2 separate regions of the Mus musculus genome follow, and region 2 is linked to region 1. A link is a loop called in an ENCODE intact Hi-C map of the cell type or tissue named here. Cell type or tissue: heart. All regions are shown on one strand.

Region 1 (8,000 bases):
CAGCAGCGTCGCGTTCCCGTTCTTCAGGTATCTGCGGAGCCACTCCACGCACGTGCCCTCCAGGTAGGCCCTGAGTCTCTCTGCTTCACCAGCCTGCTCCCACTTGTGTTTGGTGATCAGCGCCGCCATGTCCGCCGCCGTCCACGTTTTCAGGTCTTCGTTCAGGGCGATGTAATCGCAGCCGTCGTAGGCGTACTGCTGGTACCCGCGGAGGAGTCGCCCGTCGGACCCCACTTCACAGCCAGAGATCACCTGAATAGTGTGAGAGCCTGCGGGACCCCGCGGTCAGCCCCGCTCACCCGCCCCGGCCCCGCCCGCCCGCGGACTCCTCCAAACTGAAAGAGAAACCGGTTCCGGGTCCGTTCTGTTCCCGAACCTCGGACTTGGGACCCGGGACGTCAGCGTCCCTGTGTCGGGACGTGGAGGGGTCGTGACCTCCGACCCGGGGTCACTCACCGCCCTTGCTCTGGTTGTAGTAGCCGAGCAGGGTCCTCAGGTCCACTCGGAAACTCTGCTCATTGCCCTTGGCTTTCTGTGTCTCCCGCTCCCAATACTCGGGCCCCTCCTGCTCCATCCACCGCGCCCGCGGCTCATATCTCGGATTCTCCGCGTCGCTGTCGAAGCGCACGAACTCCGTGTCGTCCACGTAGCCGACTTCCATGTACCGGGGCTCCCCGAGGCCGGGCCGGGACACGGCGGTGACGAAATACCTCAGCGAGTGTGGGCCTGGGGGCGGCGCGCGGTGAGACCCGGACCACCTCACCAGACCCCGGGCGGCTGCGCGGGCTGAGAGGGGAGCAGGGCGCGGGACTCGGGTGGAGAAGGGGCGGAGGGTCCGGTGGGCGACCCGAGGACGCGGCTTCCCCGGTGCCGCCCCTCCCCTCAGAGGCCGTTTCCCTCCCGGCCCGGTACTCACCCGCGCGGGTCTGAGTCGGAGCCAGGGCGGCCGCCAACAGCAGGAGCAGCGTGCACGGTACCATCGCACCTGTCGGCGATTCGCGACTTCTGAGTTCTGCGGGCTGCGTGGACTTTATATCCAGCGTCCGCGGCGACACTGATTGGTTCTTGGTGATCGCGCCACCCAATGGGGGTAAGAGCTGACTGCGCGTCAACAGTGTCCGGACAGAAGGACCTGACCCAGGTTAGGTGCAGAAGTGAAACTGTGGAGATGGGGAATCCCCAGCCCTGGGCTTCCCCACCCCTGACCTCACTGCCTGGCGACTAAGACTTTGCCTGAACCCTGTGCTGTCGTCTCCGAGTTCTGATCCAGAAACTCTCAAAACACCAGGAGAGACCCGCAGGCCAGACTCTCTGTGTCCTCTCTTCCACTCTTCCTCTTTCTTCTTCTCTTCAGAAGTCAGACCCTGGAGTCTTCTAGAAGAAAAGCCTCTTCCGGGAATACAATGGCGACACAAGCGCTTAGGGATGCAGTGGAGAGAGAGGCTTTTCCTTAAAGTCAAGGCGCTGGGCTGCAAGCCCCACAGGGACCCCACAGAGACCAGGCTCTGTTCACCTGCAATGGGCGGCTCACACTGCCAAGCCTGAGTGCAGGACTCTCATCTGTTAAGTGTAGACTTTGCCTCTCCCCTCAGGATCTGTCTTCTCAGCCCTGTGCTGAGACACAGATTCCTTGTGTTAATTCCTAGATGAAAAGTCTGTGGCTGCAGGTGTGTGTGTGTGTGTGTGTGTGTGTGTGTGTGTGTGTGTATGTGTGTGTGTGTGTATTTGAAACAAGGATCTTCATTCTGAGTCCTGAGTTTGTCTCTGTGGATCTGGGACATTGTCTCAGCACAGGAGACCCCCTTGTCCACTGAAGAGAGACCCCGTGCAGACCACAGACAGCAGGGCACTGATCCCTGTCTCCACTGGACTTCTCTGTGTCTGCACTTCCATGGTGCAGTTGCTTTAGTGACTCAATCACAGTAGGAGAGGAGCTGTCACCAACTATAACACAGAATAAGGATGCTAGTGTGGTAGAAGTTATGTAATCTCTGACCCTCTCCCTCCCTCCCTGACCTTCACTCACACTTTTGAGCTGATGAGGTGAGGGACATGAATGTCACAGCTGTGTGGGACACGGGTTCTGATAATTGAGTTGGCCCCAGAGTTCCTCAGGCCTGTGCAGTGTGGACACTGGGAGAAAGATGATTCTCATGCCAGAGAGCACACACTGTGATGTGAGGTTTCATCCCTGATCAGTAGTGTGGGGAAAGATTAAATTTACCCATTTCATGATTCTGTGGATCTTTTCAAATCAGTCACAGAAGTGAAGTGGAAAGAAGAGCATAGATGGGTGGGGACTCCTGAAGAGAGTCACTCATCACACAGAGCAATGAATGCGTGTGACCACAGGTGTGAACTCCAGTCACCTCCCCATGCAGATCCCCACAGCAGCCCCCCAGCCTCACCAGGATTCAGCAGACCCTGTCTCCCTGAACCCCTCTTATTAGATGTTGTGAGCATTTTCCATGGGGACTTGATGCTCTTAGGTTTCTTCCTGATCAACCTAGGGATGCTGTTGGGGTTAGGCAGCTACACAAAGGATCTGTCTCCATTACTTTTCTTCTTATTTTACTATGGGTTTTGTTTGTTTGCTTGTTTAGACAAGGTCTATCTGCACAGCCCTGGCTATTCTGTAATTCATTATGTAGATCAGGCTGCCCTTGAACTCACAGAGATACATCTGCCTTTGCATCCTAAGTGCTGGGTGTGTTAGTTTTGGTTTTGTTGCTGTGAAGAAACACCATGACCAAGGCATTCCTTCTAAAGGGAGACATTTAATAGGGTCTGGCTTACAGTTTCAGGGATTTAGTCCATCATGACAGGAAGCATGCCAGTGTGCAGGTAGACATGGTGCTGGAGAAGGGGAGACTTCTACATCTTGATCCAAATGCAGCCAGGAAGAGGCTTTCATTCCACACTGGGCAGCTCATGAGCATAGGAGACCTCAAAGGCCAACCTCAAAGTGACACACTTCCTCTAACACAGTCACACTCCTAACATTGCCACTCCTTGTGGGCCAAGCTTTCAAACACATGAGTCTATGAGGCCACCTATTCAATCCACCACACTCAGATTGAAGGCATTGTCACCACACCAGCTTTAGCTAGTTTTTTATTGCTGTGATAAGACAGTGTAATCAAGGCAATACAAAAAAGAACATGTTTAATCTGTTCTCTAATTTCAGAGGGTTTGAGTCCATGATGGCAGAGGAAAGGTGTGGTAGAAAGCTGAGAACTCAGGACTTGATTTGCAAGCAAAAGACTGAGACACTGGGAAAAGTGAAATTCTGTTAAAACCTCAGTGCCCAACCCAGTGGCACACATCCTCCAACAAGGCCACACCTCCCAGTCCTTTCTGAACAGTTCCATCAGCTGGATTCGAAGGATTCATTCCTATGAGCCTGTGTGGCTGTTCTCATTCAAACCAGCACACCTTTCACTATGAAATGGAAGAGGCCAGCAGGGTTCTGCAGATGTGTCCAGTGCAATCTGACAGAGATACCCTCCAACAGGGGACTCTGCTGAGTTAGGTCTCCCCCTTTGCCTCTGTCTCCTCCTGCTCAGCCCCTCTCTGTCTCTGTCCCTCAGGCCTCTCCCCATCAGTGCCCAGCTCCCCTCCCTCCTGAGCTCTGCACTGACACTGTCTCTTCCTGGGCCTCTAGTTTCTCTCAAGGTGCTCAGCAGCAGGCTGTGGATCAGCTGTGTGGTTTCCTGATGTGAACATTCCAATGGTGGCTGGAGAGATGGCTCAGAGCTGAGAGCACGTGTTCCTGTTGCAGAGGATCCAGGGTGAGTTCCATCAGCACGTGGCGGCTGTCAACCATCTGCAACTTCAGTTCCAATGGACCCAATGCTTGTGTACCTACATACTCATGTACAAAAAAATAATTCTAATAAAAAATTTAAACATATGATTTCAAAATCCTTTCTCCTACATATCTAGAGTAGAGGCTGATAGTGGGCTCTTTAGACAAATCTGTATCACCAGCCAGTGAAGCCAGCTCTGGAATAGAACAGAAATGTATGATTGAAATACACTGTATGAAGACAATTTGCAAAAGAGTCATAGAATTAAAAATACAACATACTGATCACAGCCTCATCCCAGGAAAAAGACACAGTGTGTGCTCATCTCTGCACTTGAGCTGATGTTAGTTTTTGATTCCCTATGAACAAGATAAACTCCAATCAGATGTTTAAATGCTAATTTGTAACAGACCATGACACCCCAATATCCAGAGCATTCCTGCAGAGAAAGGTGTCCCCTTTCCCATCTTTCCTCCCACTGCAGACCCTCCAGGGTCTCACCTGTTGAAGATGACAGGGAAGAATCACATTCTTGGGCAACAGCGCCGCCTGGTGGAAGAAACAAAGAGGACAGCGTCTGAGCCCACAGAGCTGAGGGTAAAGGGGATCCAGGCTGCTGAGCTGCCCCAGGGCCTCCTTCCTGTGTGCACTTCTCCAGGGCTTTCAGGTCTCAGGCTGCCCTGCTCTCATCAAACTTACATCCCAAAGAACTTTACGTGCTTTTCCACCCGTGGAAAGAAAACTCCCGGTAAGAGGGGAGGCAGGAGGCAGAGTCATGAGTGCTAAAAGGAGCTGCAAAGCCCCAAACAGAGCAGTTCCAGAAGTCGGACAGGGACCATGATGTTGGTTCTTTGATGCCAGCTACATGTGGGGCTAACTAAAACCTCAAAATGGAGGACACCATCTGTGAGGCGTTTTTGCTTAATTTGAAGTGGGAAGATCAATTTCTGACCCTTTTCTTTGAGGTAGGAAGACACACCTGTAATCCAGAATATTTGAGCAGGAGCCCCTCCCCCTTTGTAATCCAAAATATTTGAGCGGGAGCCCCTCCCCCTTTGTAATCCAAAATAATTGAGCGGGAGCCCCTCCCACTTTCTGATCTGGGCCACGCCTTCTGCTGGAAGCCTACATGAAGACATGGAAGAAGGAAAGGCTTGCTCTGTGTCTGCTTGCTCCTGCTCCTGTTATCTGTCGGAGATTCCTGCTTGTCCTCCCTTGCTCTGAATAATGACGGCAGACTTACATTTGTTTTTGAATGCCTATGCTTTATGCTAGGCCTGTTTCCAGCTATCTCATAATTCAGTTATCCCATTCATACTATTCTAAGTTCTGCCATGTGACTGGTCACCTCTCCTCAGTTTCACACATACCACTTTCTATGAGCCCGTGTGACAAATCCCCCATGCTTCTCTCTTCCCAGAGTTCCTCTAACTGACCAGAATTCTGCCTTCTACTCTCTTTGCTACAGGACATAGAGTTTTTATTTTACCACTCAGGGTGCTTTAGGTAGGCAAGGTAGGACAGAGACTCATCTTCACACAGTGTACCACAACATTACTTCAACAATATACCTCTTAGTCCTATAAACAGCTCTTTCTCTGACATCATCAACTTTATACAATAAGAACAAGTATCAAAACGTAATATTAGGGCTGGAGAGATGGCTCAGTGCTTAAGAGCACTAACTGCTCTTCCAAAGGTCCTGAATTCAATTCCAAGAAACCACATAGTGGCTCACAACCATCTCTAATGTGATTTGTTGCCCTCTTCTGGTGTGTCTGAAGACAAAACAAACAACAGTGTACTCAAATACCTAAAATAAATAAATTAATCTTTTAAAAAATAAACTTAATTTTAAAAAGTTAAGAATTTGAGTTATTAATTATTTATTAATTATTATTAATTCTTCATTTAATTCATTAAGAAAATTAATTATGAAAATTAAGAATTTTAACTAATTCCCTTTCTTTTTTTTTTTTTCAAGACAAGGTTTCTCTGTGCAGCCCTGGCTATCCAGGAACTCACTCTGTAGACCAGGCTGGCCTCAAACTCAGAAATCTGCCTGCCTCTGCCCCTGAGTGCTGGGATTGAAGGCGTGGGCCACCACTGCCTGGCTTAATTAATTCTTAATATAAAATATAAGAATTACATTCATAATGTCTGTTTCATTTGTATTTGTCAACCACTAAGAAATTATCTATGTTATAAATCCAAAGTCCTATCTATCTCATGAGTCCAAAGTTCTTTCCCTAATTCCTTTTCAATCATAACTTGAAATTATCCACCTATAAATATCTTCCTAGACCTAAATAGTTTTCTTGAATCCTAAACAACCTAAGCTTGCTGTGAGACTGTGACTATGCAGTCTTCCCCCAATCAGTGACCTGAGAAGGATAAATATTCCCTGAGAAAACAGCAAGTGCAGAGCAAGCAGCTTCCTTACAAAGCTACGGAAATGGCAGAGATCGCTGGCTGCCTGGACAGTCACCCAAGATTCTCCTGCAGTGCTGGGGCATCCATCTTTGCCTAGTGGCCCAGTATATGATGGACTTTTTTGTGAAGCAGGAACATTGAAGGAGTTCCCCAACTTGTCTTGGCAAAGCTCACCAGTCCACTTCCTCTGTGTTCTGCTTGTCCCCGGTTAGGACTGCATGCAGTCTGCAGTTGAAGTAAGGGCATATTTTTGGCTGGTGCCACAGTTGAAGTGAACTCCATATGGAGGTTCTTCTACGCCCATCATCTTCTTTGAAGCACAATGGAGGCACTGCCAGGAGCAGTTATATCTCACTGTTATGGAAAGCCTGGTGTTGGAAAACATTTTTGAATGCCATATCCTGTAGATGTCTGAGATTGTTGAAGACCACTTATGTATCTACAGTGTATCAGAATAGGCGAGTGTTGCTTGTTTCGAGCTACCCACTATCTCTTCAACTTTAGAAACATCTACAAGAGGCTAAAGAAAGCTTATTTCTGTAATTAACATCATTAGTTCCTAACATGTCCATAAGTTTGATTAACTGACTACCCACTTACATTTCTTAATTATCTTGAACTGTTTGCAATAGTTTCTTTCAAGGACTGGAACTTAACATTACATTTTAAAGTGAGTTGCATAGGTGCAATACCTTAACATTGAAACATGTGTATGGTAAGTTGTAGCAAATATAAGCTTAAATTTCTCTCAATGCACAAAAATCCAAATCAGTATAAAATATTTGAGACCAGTGGTTGATTCTCTTTACTCTGAAAGCAGATTCAACAACCTCCCCTCTTATCCTGTCGTTCCTTTATAATCCTGACATGGAATTTCTAGTCTTTGGAAAGTCAGTTATGTCAAATGATGGTTTGCTGGAGCACACAGGTGAAAGAATGCTTTGCTGAAGCAGACTTGTGAAAGGACCTGTGATGAAGGAGTATAACTGTGACCCCACACAGTCGGGGATGAGCAGTGAGCATGTGGTTTATTTTGCTCTGCCTTACTATTCTTCACTAACAGCAGGCATGTATTTGTTTGCCTTACATAGTTGTTGAGATCTACTTGTGGTAATGCCACCATTGAGAGAAACTCTCCAGAGAACTGCTCCTGAGGTTTCTGCAGCTCCTTGGTTGGTGAGCCTTGTGGTTTCTACAGTATTGATCTACAGTTGCTGGTTCAGGCATAGTGTCTGCCTGCTGAGAGGACTGGACTGCAGCTGCTGGTTCCTGTCTGGGGTCTGCTGGCCGAGAAGTCTGGACTGCAGCTGTTGATTGGTATTTGGTGTTTGCCACGGGACTGAACTGCTGACAGAGAAGATTGAGCTTGCCCCAAAGGAGCCATTGTAAACCAGGTCCACTTCCCCAATATCTTAATAGTTTTTCTTTTTTACTGCCTCTTCTGGGTGGTAGACAAAAGAAGAGGCTGAACATTTGTTAAAGTAGGTTTGAAAATATTTATGTCTACATAACCCTTTTTTCTTTTCAGCCCTTCTCCTGCTTCAATCCTAACATTGACAAACCTCCTACACCCTTGTCAAGTAGTGCTATTCCTTGATGAAGATGTCAATATATGAGCCTATGGCAGCCATTCATATCCCAGCACTTGGGAGGCAGAGGCAGACAGATTTCTGAGTTCAAGGCCATCCTGGTCTATAGAGTGAGTTCCGGGGCAGCCAGGGCTACACAAGGGAAACCCTGTCTCAAAAAGCAAACAAA
Region 2 (8,000 bases), 1.4 Mb after region 1:
AACCCGGGCACTTTTGGTCACTGGTTTCTAGCACCACTAAATTGTGGGCATTGGCATTTCATGTGGCCTGGCTGTCCACATTTAAAACAGTTATTTATTCTTCTGGCCACCTTTTCCTTGTGATATCTGTATGACAGCGGCAGCCAGGCCAGAATTAGAAAGAGGACTCCTATTTCTCTGCATATTTTCATCCAGACCTCTAATCCTTTTTGCTTATATGGATTAATTGCTTGCCTGCATTCGTTGGTGCACTGTTCAAAAATCAGCTGCTTCAGTAGAAGCATGGCAGCATCAGGGTCTCCAAAAACACGGTCTCCTGCCTCTACAAGATGAGCCACAAAATCTGCAAATGGCTCCATGGGGCCTTGGATGATCTTGGTTAAATTCCCACTCACTTCCCCTCTATTAGGAAGGGATTTCCATGCTTTTGTTCCTATCTAATAAGATCTGTTCTTCTATCAAAAGATCTGTTCATAAACCTGGATGGGATAATTTATTTGAGCCGCTACAAATCTTCCTTGCCCTAACAACATGTCCTGATCCCAGGCGGGCTGGCCTGTACCCGCATTTATTGCTGCTTGCTCTGCTGCAAACTCAATGAAAAATGCCTTCCAGTCTAAATATTGGCCTGGTGACAAGCAGGCGCTAGACAGATTCTGCCAATTGCTTGGAGTCATGCAGTAGCAGTGCAGGTTCTCTAATTGCGCTCTTACAAAAGCAGCGCTGACACCGTAAGTACGAACCCCTTCCGCTAATCTTTGAACAATCTTCCAATCAAGCGGCTCGTGATAATGACCTCCCTGTGCATCCTGAAATACAGGAAAGCACTGGGCTCGCAGTTCCCTCCAGGTTTCTGAATGCAGACTATGCCCCGATGCTCCGTCAGGGGCATACGGAGGCGGCCACGGTGGCCCTGGCGCCGAAGGTTCTACCTTCATTTTCACTTTCTCTAGACTGTCGGCTATGCTTTCCAGATCATCCTCAGACATATCCCCATCACTAGAACTTCCTTCTGCCTCTGACTTTTGGGATAGCTCCTCTCTCACCTGATTCAGTGCCTCATTGCCCTTTTGGAGTTCCGCTCCACAATTTCCTTATCCTCAATACAATTCCGTACTAGCTTCCACACTGGCAGCACCCCTTTAGTGAGAACTCCCTGTTCTTCTGCAAACTTCAAGTCCTTCCCTAACTTCTCCCAACTGAGCCCCGTAATATGTCCTGATATGGGAAACCAAGGAGTGACCTGATCCACAACTTTTAAAAAGTTCTCCAGGGTCTCCTTTTTCAGCCCGATTCCTTTCACTTTCAGCAAGTCCTTAAGGGCTTGGTGCACTGTTTGACCTGAGGTTGAATTTCCCATTGGGCTTGGTGCAACTTGTCCCCAAACCAGGAAACTTATCGTCTCAATCTGAGAACTTAAATTGTCCCATTTACATGGGAACCTTACCAGCTAGCTGCCCTGACTACGATGAGTTCTGAACATCCCCGCACGGGCCACCATTTGTTGCCTCCGATTCCGACCAGCAGAAAGGAACTACGACACATAGCGTTCTTCTCAAAGCAGTTTATTCAGGAACCTTTCAACATGCATGCAGGAATCTCTCTCCAGAAATCAATCTCTCTAGGAATCTCCTTACTCCACCCCCAATCGCAATCCCTTATATAACCCCTCAACCACGCCCCATCAGCCCAGTCCATGTAACAGCAGTCCATTGGCCAGAATCATCACTCATCATATGGTCCGATCCTGCATCATGGTGCACCTGCTCAGTTCTCACAATGGTCGTGACTTTTTTTAAGGTGTATGAGGAAGTCAGGTACAAGTCATAAGACTTGGCTGCAGTCCCGGGCGCCATCTTGGGACTGTTGCCACACCGGCTCCTCACACCCAGTGTCTCAGCCTTTGCTTGCAAATCAAGTCCTGAGTTCTCAGCTGTTCCTCCACCACCTTCACTCTGTCATCATGGACTCAAAACCTCTGAATCTAGAGAAGAGATTAAACACATTCTTTTATATGTTGCCTTGGTTACAGTGTCTTATCACAGTAATAAAAAACTAACTGAAGCTGGTGTGGTGACACAGGCCTTCAATCCCAGTGTGGTGGATTGAATAGGTGGCCCCATAGACTCATGTGTTTGAAAGCTTGGCCCACAAGGAGTGGCACTATTAGGAGGTGTGACCTTGTTGGAGGAAGTGTGTCACTGTGAGGTTGGGCTTTGAGGTCTCCCATGCTCATGCTCTGCCCAGTGTGGAAGGAAAGCCTCTCCCTGGCTGTCTTTGGATCAAGGTGTAGAAGTCTCATCTCCTCCAGCACCATGTGTACCTGCACACTGGCATGCTTCCTGTTATAATGGACTAAATCCCTGAAACTGTAAGCCAGCCTCTACTAAATGTTTCTCTTAGGAAGGAATGCCTTGGTCATGGTGTTTCATCACCACAACAAAACCAAAACTAAGACACCCAGCACTTAGGATGCAAAGGCAAGGGCAACATGATCTACATAATGAATTCCCGAATAGCCAGGGCTGTGCAGATAGACCTTGTCAAAAAAAAAAAAAACAAAAAACAAAAAAAAAAAAAAAAAAAAAAAAAAACAACACATAGTAAAATAAGAAGAAATGTAATGGAGACAGATCCTCTCTGTGAAGCACTGCCTAACCCCAACAGCATCTCTAGGTTGGTCAGGAAGAAACCTAAGAGCATCAAATCCCCACGGAAAATGCTCACAGCATCCAATAACAGTGGTTCAGGGAGACAGGGTCTGCTGAATCCCGGTGAATCTGGGGGGCTGCTGTGGAGATCTGCATGGGGAGGTGACTGGAGTTCACACCGGTGGTCACACACATTTGTTGCTCTGTGTGATGAGTGACTCTCTTCAGGAGTCCCCACCCAACTCTGCTCTTCTTTCCACTTCACTTCTGTGGCTATGGTTTGAAAAGATCCACAGAATCATGAAATGGGTAAAATTAATCTTCCCCCACACTACTGATCAGGGATGAAACCTCACATCACCAGTGTGTGCTCTCTGGCATGAGAATCATCTTTCTTCCAGTGTCCACACTGCACAGGCCTGAGAAACTCTGGGGCCAACTCGGTTATCAGAACCAGTGTCCCACACAGCTGTGACATTCATGTCCCTCACCTCATCAGTTCAAAAGTGTGAGTGAAGGTCAGGGAGGGAGGGAGAGGGTCAGAAATTACATAGCTTCTACCGTACTATCATCATTATTCTGTGTTATAGTTGGTGACAGTTCCTCTCCTACTGTTATTGAGTCACTAAAGCAACTGCACCATGGAAGTACAGTCACAGAGAAGTGAAGTGGAGACAGGGATCAGTGCCCTGCTGTCTGTGGTCTGCACAGGGGTCTCTCTTCAGTGGACAAGGGGGTCTCCTGTGCTGAGACAATGTCCCAGGTCCACAGAGACAAACTCAGAAGGAAGATCTTTGTTTTTAAAAAAACAAAAAAGAAACAAACAAAAAACCTGCAGCCACAGACTTCATCTAGGAAGTGACACAAGGAATCTGTGTCCCAGCACAGGGCTGAGAAGACAGATCCTGAGGGAAAAGACGAAGTATCCTCTTTATAGAAGAGAGTCCTGCACTCAGGCTTGGCAGTGTGAGCCGCCCACTGCAGGTGAACAGAGCCTGGTCTCTGTGGTGTTCTAATGGGGCTTGCAGGCCAGCGCCTCTGCTTTAAGGAGAAGCCTCTCTCCACTGCATCCCCAAGCGCTTGTGTTGCCATTGTATTCCTGGAAGTGGCTTTTCTTCTGGAAGGCTCCAGGGTCTGACTTCTGAAGAGAAGAAGGAAGAGGAAGGGTGGAGGGAAGATACAGAGAGTCTGGCCTGCAGGTCTCTTCTCTCCTGGTGTCCTGACAGCTTCTGGGTCAGAACTCGGAGACACCAAGACAAACAGCTCTCTGTCCACAGCACAGGGTTCAGGCAAAGTCTTAGTCTCCAGGCAGTGAGATCAGGGGTGGGGATTTCCCATCTCCCCAGTTTCACTTCTGCTCCTAACTTGGGTCAGGTCCTTCTGCCCGGACACTGATGACTTACTGGCAGTTCTCACCCCCATTGGGTGACGTGATCACCGGGAACCAATCATCGTCGCCGCGGGAGCAGGTTATAAAGTCCACACAGCCCGCCAGAGTCAGATGCCCAGAATCCCAGAGGGGAGCAATGGCGTCAACAATGCTGCTTCTGCTGGTGGCAGTCGCCCAGACCCTGATCGAGATCCGCGCGGGTGAGTACCGGGTCCGGAGGGAAATGGCCTCTGAGGAAAGGGGAGGGGGCGGCACGGGGGAAGCCGCGTCCCGGCGTCGCCCACCTGACCCTCCGCCCCTTCTCCACCCTAGCCCCGCGCCCTGCTCCCCTCCCGGCCCGCTCACCCGCCGGGGGTCCCGGAAGGAGTTCGGGGTCTCACCGCGCCCTGCCTCCAGGCCCACACTTGCTGAGTTATTTCTACACCTCCGTGTCCCGGCCGGGCCTTGGGGAGCCCCGGTTCATCTCTGTCGGTTACGTGGACAACACGGAGTTCGTGCGCTTCGACAGCGACGCGGAGAATCCGAGATATGAGCCGCGGGCACCGTGGATGGAGCAGGAGGGGCCGGAGTATTGGGAGCGGGAAACACAGAAAGCCAAGGGCAATGAGCAGATTTTCCGAGTGAACCTGAGGACCCTGCTCAGCTACTACAACCAGAGCGCGGGCGGTGAGTGACCCCGGATCGGAGGTCACGACCCCTCCACGTCCCAAAACAGGGGCCCGAGACGTCCCGGGCCCCAAGTTCGAGGTTCTGAGCAGAACGGACGCGGGACTGGTTTCCCTTTCAGTTTGGAGGAGTCCGCGGGTGGGCGGGGCCGGGGCGTGTGGGCGGGGCTGACCGCGGGGTCCCGCAGGCTCTCACACTATTCAGGTGATCTCTGGCTGTGAAGTGGGGTCCGACGGGCGCCTCCTCCGCGGGTACCAGCAGTTCGCCTACGACGGCCGCGATTACATCGCCCTGAACGAAGACCTGAAAACGTGGACGGCGGCGGACATGGCGGCACAGATCACCCGACGCAAGTGGGAGCAGGCTGGTGCTACAGAGAAAAGCAAGGCCTACCTGGAGGGCGCGTGCGTGCAGTCCCTCCGCAGATACCTGGAGCTCGGGAAGGAGACGCTGCTGCGCACAGGTGCAGGGGCCGCGGGCAGCTCCTCCCTCTGCCCTCGGGCTGGGGCTCAGTCCTGGGGAAGAAGAAACCCTCAGCTGGGGTGATGCCCCTGTCTCAGAGGGGAGAGAGTGACCCTGGGTCTCCTGATCCCTCATCACAGTGACTGCACTGACTCTCCCAGGGCTCAGCCTTCTCCCTGGACAGTGCCCAGGCTGTCTCAGGAGGGAAGGAGAGAATTTCCCTGAGGTAACAACAGCTGCTCCCTTCAGTTCCCCTGTAGCCTCTGTCAGCCATGGCCTCTCCCAGGCCGGGTTCTCAGCCCACTGTCTGTAGACACTGACTCCTGTCCTGCTGAGTGTGTCAGCCCTTACACCTCAGGACCAGAAGTCGCCTTTAACTGATGGGAGACATGGACTACCCTACACTAGGCTGATTGCCTCAGTTTCCTGAATTTTCAAAAGAATACATTCTCCCAGATCCCTCCCTGTCTGTGGGGTTTCCACCCCTTCGACAACCTAATTCTCTCTATTCCTATAGTGGTGGTCACATCAGCCCTTATGGGGTACCCTGGAGGAATATCAATAGTGGAATTTCTTCTTCTTCTTCTTCTTCTTCTTCTTCTTCTTCTTCTTCTTCTTCTTCTTCTTCTTCTTCTTCTTCTTCTTCTTCTTCTTCTTCTTCCTTCTCTCTCTCTCTCTCTCTCTCTCTCTCTCTCTCTCTCTCTCTCTCTCTCTCTCTCTCTCTCTCTCTCTTCGATTTTTTGAGATAGGGTTTCTCTGTATAGCCCTGGCTGTCCTGGAACTCACTTTGTAGACCAGGATGGCCTCGACCTCAGAAATCCGCCTGCCTCTGCCTCCCCAGTGCTGGGATTAAAGGCGTGTGCCACCTTGCCCAGCCTTTCTTATTTCTTTACTTTTTTTTTTTTTTTTGGAGGGGGTAATTTTGTTTCTAGTCATCTTTTGTCTTTTGTCTGCACTGGAGTGATCCTGTTTCTCCCTGCCCTTATATTATCATGTGTATCAGTCTCCACAGGTGCCAGGGAAGTTAAGACAAGTTAAATCAGGGTTCTCTTTAAAGGAGAGATTCCTGTGAACTTAGACTGTTTCCTGTCAGAACTAAACATCCAGAAGCCTCCTGCTCTTCCTCTGTCCCACAAGTTACAGTGCTCCCCCCCCCCCCCCAGTGAATCTGGACTTGGACTCTGAGAGACAGGGTCTTCTGCAATCCAGGGCTGGAGTGAGAGGGAAGACCACACACCCTGTGAGCCCACTGTGTTGCAGTGAGTGCTGCACTGGGGTCCACAGCATACTCCAGGGATCCTGTGTGACACACCTGTACCTTGTCCCCCAGAGTCAGGGGCTGGAAGTCATTTTCTCTGGCTGAGTGTCAGAGGTTGACACCATTTCTGCTACACACTCTGTGATGGCTGCTCACTTGGACTGGCGGTTATGCTAGTTAGCAAGATGAACACAGTGGTTTAGTCTCAGTTGTCACACCCTTCCAGTGGCATATGGCTCTAATTTCTACTTTTGATACGAACTCAAACACTTATTAAATTAGTTAGTTTCCATTCCATCTTCCATTCTAGTCCATTCATGCTAAAGAACATCACATAAGGACTGCCAGGATGACCCACTGGCTCATGTGGATTCCCTCTTAGCTTCTGAGTCCCCCAGAAAAATGTGCAGCTGAGGAAACCAGCTCTGCCTGCAGGTCACCAGTGCCATGACAGTTGAAGTGTCAAACAGACACATTGTTCAGTGTCATCAGTGATTTAACTGTGCCTTGTGTAGATTTCAGAGGGTCTTGTTAATTGTGGTACTTTTTTTTGTTTTTTGTTTTTTTTTTTTTTTGTTTTGTTTTCAAGACAGGATTTTTCTGTATAGCCCTGGCTGTCCTGGAACTCACATTGTGGACCAGGCTGACCACGAACTCAGAAATCTGCCTGCCTCTGCCTCCCGAGTGCTGGGATTAAAGGCGTGTGCCACCACCAACCAGCTAATCGTGAGATTTCTTTCTTTTTTCTTTTCTTTTCTTCTTTTTTTTTTTTTTTTTGTTGTTGTTGTTTTGTTTTTTGAGACAGGGTTCTCTGTGTATCCCTGGCTGTCCTTGAACTCACTTTGTAGACCAGGCTGGCCTTGAACTTAGAAATTTGCCTGCCTCTGCCTCCGGAGTGCTGGGATTAAAGGCATGTGCCACTACCAACCAGCTAATTGTGGGATTTCTTAAATCTTCCACACAGATCCTCCAAAGGCACATGTGACATGTCACCACAGATCTGACGGTGATGTCACCCTGAGGTGCTGGGCCCTGGGCTTCTACCCTGCTAACATCATCCTGACCTGGCAGTTGAATGGGGAGGAGCTGACCCAGGACATGGAGCTTGTGGAGACCAGGCCTTCAGGGGATGGAACCTTCCAGAAGTGGGCATCTGTGGTGGTGCCTCTTGGGAAGGAGCAGAATTACACATGCCATGTGCACCATGAGGGGCTGCCTGAGCCCCTCACCCTGAGATGGGGTAAGGAGGGTGTGGGTGCAGAGCTGGGGTCAGGGAAAGCTGGAGCCTTTTGCAGACCCTGAGCTGCTCAGGGCTGAGAGCTGGGGTCATGACCCTCACCTTCATTTCCTGTACCTGTCCTTCCCAGAGCCTCCTCCATCCACTGTCTCCAACATGGCGAACGTAGCTGTTCTGGTTGTCCTTGGAGCTTGGCCATCATTGCAGCTGTGGTGGCTTTTGTGATGAAGAGAAGGAGACACACAGGTAGGAAAGGGCAGAGTCTGAGTTTTCTCTCAGCCTCCTTTAGAGTGTGCTCTGCTCATCAATGGGGAACACAGGCACACCCCACATTGC

The links. A loop is a pair of places that touch in the nucleus more often than their neighbours do. Peaks named below come from ENCODE experiments on the same cell type or tissue, not always from the same donor. Only the 100,000 strongest peaks of a DNase experiment are listed, where the experiment ranks them.
Region 2: a loop joins it to region 1, with 11 times the contacts of the local background. A loop is called at or near these places in 4 of 42 quality-filtered maps.

What each region holds. Positions count from the first base shown.
Region 1 is chr17:33,999,278-34,007,277 of GRCm38, forward strand. H2-K1 (histocompatibility 2, K1, K region) reads right to left here and starts at 1,056. Exons shown (of 8, transcript NM_001001892.2): 1 at 917-1,056; 2 at 457-726; 3 at 1-269. The coding sequence starts at 980. It overlaps Gm31082 (a long non-coding RNA gene), which reads right to left and starts at 4,871. Exons shown (of 3, transcript XR_385546.3): 1 at 4,311-4,871; 2 at 4,091-4,168; 3 at 3,102-4,005. In heart, a CTCF peak has its summit at 4,354 (motif pointing left); DNase peaks (open chromatin) are centred at 394 and 1,114; H3K4me3 peaks cover 1,473 bases; H3K27ac peaks cover 776 bases; H3K27me3 peaks cover 3,463 bases.
Region 2 is chr17:35,375,467-35,383,466 of GRCm38, forward strand. H2-Q4 (histocompatibility 2, Q region locus 4) reads left to right here and starts at 4,151. Exons shown (of 6, transcript NM_001143689.1): 1 at 4,151-4,241; 2 at 4,354-4,707; 3 at 4,895-5,170; 4 at 7,392-7,667; 5 at 7,795-7,910. The coding sequence starts at 4,178. The coding sequence ends at 7,889. In heart, no CTCF peak of the experiment used is centred here; DNase peaks (open chromatin) are centred at 4,075 and 4,785; H3K4me3 peaks cover 1,495 bases; H3K27ac peaks cover 1,285 bases; H3K27me3 peaks cover 497 bases.